3 separate regions of the Homo sapiens genome follow, and all the other regions are linked to region 2. The links are chromatin contacts, found by Hi-C or POLR2A ChIA-PET in ENCODE. All regions are on one chromosome and are shown on one strand. The core of a region is the stretch at or near the end of the contact, and the rest is flanking DNA. Distances in the headings are between cores, read along the strand shown. Region 1 holds the start of LINC02362 (long intergenic non-protein coding RNA 2362). Region 2 holds the start of SLC25A4 (solute carrier family 25 member 4). Region 3 overlaps LINC02427 (long intergenic non-protein coding RNA 2427).

Region 1 (2,700 bases), core at 146-2,645, 760 kb before region 2:
ATGCCTGGCACAGGTTAGGTTCTGACAAAGCACCTGCCATGTAAGCTCCCTCATCCTGTCCTGAGTGTGAGATTCTAGCATAGGGTAGAAAGATACCAAGAAAGCACAAAAGCTTAACGTTTGTGGCTCTGTTTTATGAATATGTTGAAATATTCCCAATTTCAAAATTGCTGAGTCAAAATGTCATGAATCCCAGGATCTAGTGGGAATTATAATGCAAACTGGTCCACAAGGGAAACTGTATCAACGGCCAGAATGAAGCAAATTAGAATCACTTCAATAATCAAAAGTTAATGTAATTCTACTGGGTGGCTTTATAAAGCTTAAAAAGTTTGTTTGAATCTATGTTGTTTAAAAAACAAAATTGGCCAGCCACGGTGGCTCACACCTATAATCCCAGCACTTTGTGAGGCTGAGGCGGGTGGATCACTTGAGCTCGGGAGTTTGAGATAAGCCTGGGCAACATGGTGAAACTCTGTCTCTACAAAAAACATACAAAAAAATTAGCTGGGCATGGTGGCATGCACCTGTATTCCCAGCTACTACTCAGGAGGCTGAGGTGGGAGGATGGCTTGAGCCCAGGAGGCAGAGGTTGCAGTGAGCCTGCACTCCAGCCTGGGTGACAGAACAAGACCCTGTCTTAAAAAACAAAAATCAAATTGAATTAACTGCCAGCAGGTTTATATCCCCTTCAACTTCTACCAGAAAGGAATAAATTCTCAGCTCCTTTTATGCCACTTGACAACAGAATGAGGCTTGCTCAAAAAAGGGATAGCTCAGAGAAGGAAAGACTAATTTTAGCTATATAGAAACTGGGGTCACATGTCTGAGCTCTGACAGCCTCAGTGGTCAAATCTTGAATTCATGGAAGTCTGGGAGAAGATGGGTACTTTGGAATCAGTGCTCCAAAATATGGATCTTAGCTATTTTATATGCAGATGGTGTGGCTGATATAACTGAGTGCTTGCAATGTACTTCATACTTTACATTATCTTATCTAATTCTCACCTTGCAAGTAAGGTGTCAATACCCCCATTTTATATGTTGAGAAACTTTTTCTCATAGATACAAAGAGATGTGCCCAAAGTCGTCAGCAAATAAGAGCAGACTGAACCCAGGTTTATCTGATTTCAAAAAACGTATTCTCTTCCCACTACATATGTTGCTTTCCCAACTACTCTGGAAGGTATGGGATGCAGATTTCATTCTCTGGATATTCTTACCTTGGATTTTTCACTCCCTTTGGTATTCCTGGCAGGTTTCCTGAGGTGTGACAGACATCCTGAAGAGGCACTCAGCACCCATTCTCAACTCCTTCTGGAGTGTCTTCCTCTACTGCAGAGGCGGGAACTCTGAGAGCCATTTTTCCAGTCTCACTTGCAGCTGGGGTTCTAACTGTGAATTAGGTTCAACCAATTATATGCATTTGCAAGAGATTTGGAAGTCAGAATGGAGGCAGAAGCCACTTCCTACTGATTGGCTGTAAACACTGGCAAGCATGATTGTGGTAACACCGGGGCTTTCTGAAGCCATGTCTCAAAGTTCAGCCACTGATTGCATGGGTGTCGAGAGACATTAAAGTGGTGGTGACAGAACTTTCTAATGAACAGATTTCAGCTAAAACAATGTGTCTTCGGAGTCACTATTCCCAGTGACAGGCTCCTGATTTCCTCCCTTTACGGTGGTGGCAGATGTGGAAGCACCCGCAAGCCGGCTCCTCCAGCCTTCCCAACGACGTTGTAAACACCTGCTTCTCTCTAGACAATGACTTTCTGCTTAAAATAGCTGGCGTGGTTTTTGCTTCCTGCAACTAAGCCCCATTGATATATGCTGTTTTCCTTCTTTCCCTCTAACTGCTGGTTTTCACAACAGCCAACCCCGCAATCGATCCTTTAAGCTCTAAAATGAAAGCCTTGAATATCTTCATCACTCCATATCCTGCTTTGTTTTTCTCCATAGCAGTGATTGTCACCCAAAGATTATTTTTATTATTTGTTGATTGTCCACCTTACTAGGATTTAAGCTCCATTAGAACAGATACTTTGTTTTGTTCACTTCTGTGACAACTCTCTGACATTTAGAAGAGTACTAGAAAATAGCAGGAATTCAGTACATAGGGTTGAATGAACGAAATCTACCTTTCTTAACCAAACACCACATTAAATTCATGCATTAATAGGGTCATCGACAAGATATCCTCAATAACACCTCCTCATGAAACATTTACCTGGGTTTTAAAAATCCTCCAAAAACACAAAATATCATTTGTGCTATGTAACTCAGCATTACATTTAGGTGACATCCCCTCCCAGTTTGCCTGAGACGTTCCTGGTTTTAGCACTAAAAGCCCCATGTTCATGAGAATCCCCTCAGTTCTGGGCAAAAAGATGATTGGTTATCCTAATTAAATATCTTAGTTGCTGAGAAAGGCACTGTAATTACATTACTTTAGATCAATTTTGCAAATAAAAGTTTGAAGACACAAATCCACCTGTGGTCTCCTTCCCATATCAGCTGTGTTGCACAGGATCCCCGGAACCATCAGGTAAAATCCAAGCAATGGCTTTGGGTTGTATTTTATGTTTTTTACTAAAATTTCTATTGCTTGTACCCTGAATATTTCAGAGCTGAGCCTGTGAAATCTTTTCTGCATCTCAGTTACATTCGAAACATGAGCTTCCCAGAGAAAAGATACTGCAG
Region 2 (2,700 bases), core at 164-2,663:
CATGGTTTATCTGTTTGTCTCTTCCGAGTTCTTGACTTCTGTCTGCTCTGACCTCTGGCAGCTTTCCACTAGTTTCTAGCTTTCATTCTGCTTACCTGGATTTCGGAACTCTAGCCTGCCCCACTCTTAGATAAACGCATGCCCTCTGTGGCCCTGGAACCTTAGTGACTTCTGCTATACCAAAGTCTCCACGCCCAGGGTGACACGCAGCTGCAGCTCCGTAAACCTCTAACATGATGTCAGCAAATATTAAAAAAAAAAAGTTTATAAAACAATGAATAAACTTTGTTAAAGGTACAAATGAAAATTAGCAAACATGGGAAGATAATTGAGTGAAGAGTTTAAAGTTAAAAACGAATTGCAGTCATTCTAGGGGAAGGAACAGTTGTATTTGAAAACCTGTATGGTTACATGAACTGCCTAAAAAACAAGCTAAGGAAAATTAAAGCTCAGATTTATATATTTTAAGAAATTAATTGCAATTAATTTCCTGGGATTAAATAGCATTTCCTCAACCCCAGCTGTCATTAAAAAGAGGCAAATACAGCCAAGGACTGGATCTCCGGAAGGCTGACAGCACTGACCCTCAAGAAGGCACCGGCTGACAGACAGAACATTCTGCCCTAATATGTGCTGAAATTCCGCTGAGAGCAGAGTGGTACATTGAACCCTTTAGGGGCTTACAAAAGAAGTGTCCTGTGTTTTAGAGTCACAGAGTTTTGCAGAAACAAGTATGAATTCACCTAGTGGCCCCCTGCACCAGGTCTTTCCTGTGGGCACTGAGTGCCAGACACATCAATATGTAATAGCAGAATGAATGACTGAACGAACGATTGAATGAAAAGAAATGAGAGGCAGCAGGTTGTCAGATTCTATGAGGCAATCACAGCATCAGGTGACCTTAGTATCTATTTGAGAGGACTGCCATTTATTCTCGGGAGCGCACGGCTCTAAAGAGGCCCATATCCAGGCAGTGAGCTCTGGTGGGGGGCGCCTTTAGATGCAAGAAGGAGGAAACAGCTCGAAATCCCTGGGCCTGAGCGCGGCCCGTGCAGGCCGGAGGGTCAAGAACTCTCCACCGGCGGCAGCGGCCCGGTGTCTGCCCCGGCTTCGCCCCGGCCTAAGGCTGCCTGTGCTATAAATACGCGGCCCACATGCCGCGGTGACACGGTGTTCCCTGGGCTCGGCGGGACAGATAACATGAATGTGCCCTTTAAACGTCCCAAGTTGCAGGGACAGCCCCCGGCCCAGCCTCGCTCCCGGAAGCGCCTTCGCCCCCGATGCCCTCTGCAGCTGGGAGGAGGGGGCGCCCCGCACCTGCCCAGCCAATGCGCGGCGCGAGCGCCGGCCGCGACCCGCCTCCTCTCGCGAGAGCCCGGCGGGGATATAAGGGGGAGCTGCGGGCCAGGCGGCGGCCCCCTAGCGTCGCGCAGGGTCGGGGACTGCGCGGCGGTGCCAGGCCGGGCGTGGGCGAGAGCACGAACGGGCTGCCTGCGGGCTGAGAGCGTCGAGCTGTCACCATGGGTGATCACGCTTGGAGCTTCCTAAAGGACTTCCTGGCCGGGGGCGTCGCCGCTGCCGTCTCCAAGACCGCGGTCGCCCCCATCGAGAGGGTCAAACTGCTGCTGCAGGTGAGGACCGCGCGGTGCAAGAGGCGGGCGCGGGCGCGGCGGGCCGGGCGGGGCGCGCGATGCGGCGCGAGCTGCAGGGCGCGGGGCGCCGCGGAAAATCTGCGCCAGGCCACAGGCCCGGGCGCCCGCCCGCCCGCCCGCCCGCCCGCGGGGGAAGAAGGTGCCCTCTGCGTAGAGACAGGTCCAGCGTCAGTCGCAGATTCCTGGTGTCGGGTGGCGCCCGGCGTTCGGGTGTCTATATATGGAAACCCACCCGGAGCCGGTTTACGTGTGCCAGATCCTGCGCCCGTGACAGCACGGGCGTGCACTCAGGCCCGGAGGCACCTAGTGATTGCCAGTATTTTTGGCACCGTCTTATGCGCACGCACCTTTACAATAAAAACATCAAAATAATCATCACCCAAGAATTCCCTTATCGTATCTCATGCACAATGCTGTATGTAGGCTGACGCCTTCATCTTTATGTAACCTCTGTGAGAGAGTTATTCTTCTCCATTTTACAGATGAAGCTGAGGTTTTGAAATATTAAGAAACAATTTTCGGAATAAACTCAGATCATCCTGTCTCCAAATCTTTTCCTCCCCTACCTGGTCGCTGAATGGTTTATCATCCTCTCGTGTTTTCCTCCACCTGCCCAAAAGGTCAGGGCCCCTCAATGAGGAAGAGCCCAATTTGGGAGTCAGAATTACTAACAACAAAACCCCCACAAATTGCTCACAACGGCAGCAAACCCTTAATAATTGATTACTTGGATTATCTGCTTGAAAACTTTGGAGGCCTAATGTTTAGTGGATTTATTCTCCTTCCTCTATTAGAGCATCTAGTAGAGATCCTCATCTCCAGGGTGATCAGAGTGACACTGAGAAATTGTCATTTTTTGGCCATCATGTCTATTAAATCCAAAGCCCTTTGAAGCAGGGAGTGTTACTCATTTCTGTCCCCCAGTAAGCCCCTCATACAGTTCTCAAACCTAGGGAAAGTGAAATAAATAAATGGCTATAGCTTTATATAATTCAATCACCTTTTCAGTTTATTTGGGGCAATACCTTTTCCCTCAAATACCCTAATA
Region 3 (2,700 bases), core at 1-2,500, 630 kb before region 2:
GAGACAAGGTGGGACTGAAGCCTGCAGTTTCCCAGAGTTGGACACCAGGACCCCAACAGTAAATGTCTTAACTCAGAGCTGTAACTCGGAGGCATCTGTAGGGAATCCTCATCGCACTTCATTTGCCCAAGAGCTGAAGGGACTTTTACAATAAAGCCCTTCGAACAGGAAGGGAGTGATCATTTAAGATCCTTGTAAGGTACACTAAGAAGATGAAGGATGAAGAGCCATGGAGAAGGGGAAGAGAACATTCCTCCATGCACTCTCCTCCTTTGAACCTAACCAGACAGCCTCACCTAGATCACAGACCAGAGAGTCCTTCAGGCAGCTGTGACATCCAGGAGTCTCTCTGGACAATTTCTGCCTAAAGATGTCCTTGACATACTGAATGGTTGCTCCAGTCTGACACTACTTCTCTTCTCTTCTCTTCTCTTCTTTACATCTCTGACATCTCTGAGCTTCTTTCCAGTGACATCACTCATCTTAGGGTGGTACGGATGAAACCCAACCACATTGCTTATGCCTCTTTTTTTAGCTTCTTTTTATTATGAACTCTTTCCTCCTAACACATTTAAGGGGGTGGTGCAAGCGTGTACATGTGAACTTTTGCTTGTTTGAATTGAGAAAATGACGAAGCATCAGGAATGTCCTAGTTTTGAATATGCAATATCAGCAGATCCTTCTGTGCAACTCTCCCAAAAAAGGGTGAGATTCTGTGTATGCATATGCCTACACCATCCTGGCAGCTCCTCCCCCAGGTCCCCCCTGTGAGCTCAGCCTAATGACTAGTCCTCAAAGATTGTCCCTGAGTGGAACTGAGATGTTAAGGTACATTTTCTAAATGTGGAATTTCCTATTCAGGACTTCCCAACTCATTCCTGTACCACCCCACTAGAAGGAGGATGGACAGATTCGCTTGCTGAAATGGCGAAGCAAGTTCCCGCAGCTGGCCAGGCTGAGCTGTTTCTGAAGCTCAGAGCAGCTGTGACTCATCCCTCCTGCAGTCCGTTAACTTCCCACTCCTGTCACCAGACCAGCTACTCCTCTCGCTCTGACTCCTACAAACCCACTTATTTTCAAATTTGCTCAATAACCATGACATTCAAACCCAACATGCTCTGTGCACAGGACGCTGTGAAAACACACAGTGAGAATTAAGGGTCCACAGAAGAAATAATGGCCAGAGTAAGAACTGTTTTCTTGGATGCTGGGTGATGAGGAATAACTGCTAATAAGAGACAACAGCAAGTATTAGGACATGTGCCATCAGGCCCAATTGAGTTAAGGGAATGCAGTCATCCTAACTGGTGGTTTTCAGAAAGCCACACAACATTTTAATTGAATGCACAGGCTTCTGCATGATTAGGAACACAATACTTTGGTGCCCAGGCCGGATTGAGCTGGTAACAATGAGCTGAAATGGCTTCCTGCCATGAAGCAGAGAAGCTCAAGCTTATTCTCCCTGTGACACTTCCAGGCCCTGTTGCAAAGTCACAAAAGAAACTCAAGAAACCAATTTTCAGAGACGGTTTAGAGCTTTCCTGCATGGTTCCAACTACTCGTGTGATATAAAAATGGAATGACTGCAGAAGGAGGATTGCAGCTGGATTTCGGGGAAACTTTCTGAAGAATGGACAAGAGGAACCAGCAGCCTGGTGCAAAGTCACTGAATCAAGTAGCAAGTAGCACCAACTCCTCCCATCCTCCCATCAGACAGCATGAATTTAAAGTGGTCTCCAGTCATGCAGCCATTTCACAGAGTTTGCATCTTAAGCCCACCTAAGATATTGTCAATAAGATATTGTCTTGAATTCCCAGCCAGAGTCCAGGGAATCCAGAAGTTTCCAAAACTTTGAAAATAGGAAATATTCAACAGAGTTATTCAGCAAATATTTGTTCAGCGCCTACCACATTCCAGTCACTAATAATTGGCATGGATATCAGCCCAATAAAATTAACCATTGGACTATCATTGGGAACCCCCGAGAGACATATTCAACACGAGCCTGAATTAAAAATACAACTAAATTTCTATATTGTGATTTTTAAAATGTGTTTGCTTTAAAAGTTCAATCAAAATGGGCCTTTCACTTTAAACTCAGCTCTGGACATCTCTATGCAACTCTCTGTGGAAGGTTCACCGAGATGTCCCTCAGAGCAGCTCTTTCATCTCAGCATGTTTATACATGAACTCATTGTCTTTCCTCCAAATTTGTATGTCAGTTGGTGGCACTCAATCACCCAAGTCAGGACCTGTGAATCACCCTTGCCCCCTTCTACTCCCTTACACTCAAGATCCAATCAATCACCACATCCTATCACTTTTACCCCATAGACACAACTCCAACAATATAATAGCCTCTTCTGTAGACACTGTAGTAGGCGCACCACAGATGGGCACTATTGTTATCATGTGCATTTTACGGATAAATAAACATGGCTGCAGGGGTTAAATAACTTCCCTAAGATCACACAATCAGTATATGGCAAAGCTAAAAATCAAGCTTGGCTGGGCACGGTGGCTCATGCCTGTAATCTCAGCACTTTGGGAAGCTGAGATGGGTAGATCACGTGAGGTCAGGAGTCCAAGACCAGCCTGACCGACATAGTGAAACCCCATCTCTACTAAAAATACAAAAATTAGCCAGGCGTGCTGGTGCATGCCTATAATCCCAGCTACTAGGGAGGTTGAGGCAGAAG

The links. Hi-C counts contacts between places; a loop is a spot of excess contacts on that map. ChIA-PET counts read pairs that join two places held with the same protein, here RNA polymerase II (POLR2A). Pooled maps may share reads with other maps.
Region 1: a loop to region 2 is called in a pooled map, with 4 times the contacts of the local background. The contact joins the promoter of LINC02362 here to the promoter of SLC25A4 in region 2. A Hi-C loop is called at or near these places in 1 of 37 single-sample maps with no recorded cell type and 2 of 50 pooled maps. POLR2A ChIA-PET finds 5 or more read pairs at or near these places in 1 of 52 experiments (HEK293).
Region 3: a loop to region 2 is called in a pooled map, with 5 times the contacts of the local background. The contact joins the enhancer-like site here to the promoter of SLC25A4 in region 2. A Hi-C loop is called at or near these places in 3 of 50 pooled maps. POLR2A ChIA-PET finds 5 or more read pairs at or near these places in 2 of 52 experiments (H1 and HEK293).

What each region holds. Positions count from the first base shown.
Region 1 is chr4:184,380,911-184,383,610 of GRCh38, forward strand. LINC02362 (long intergenic non-protein coding RNA 2362) reads right to left here and starts at 1,396. Exons shown (of 6, transcript NR_125934.1): 1 at 1,224-1,396. RefSeq lists enhancers at 1,605-1,694, 2,168-2,700.
Region 2 is chr4:185,141,853-185,144,552 of GRCh38, forward strand. SLC25A4 (solute carrier family 25 member 4) reads left to right here and starts at 1,414. Exons shown (of 4, transcript NM_001151.4): 1 at 1,414-1,631. The coding sequence starts at 1,521. RefSeq lists a silencer at 1,186-1,485.
Region 3 is chr4:184,513,506-184,516,205 of GRCh38, forward strand. The region is part of intron 1 of LINC02427 (long intergenic non-protein coding RNA 2427); the gene reads right to left. Among named protein-coding and RNA genes, the nearest start is that of LINC02427, 23 kb to the right of the region's middle. RefSeq lists enhancers at 793-882, 933-1,002, 1,013-1,172. Within about 2 kb of position 1,251, at least 19 of the 41 ENCODE cell types and tissues checked have a DNase peak (open chromatin) inside an H3K27ac peak, as active enhancers do.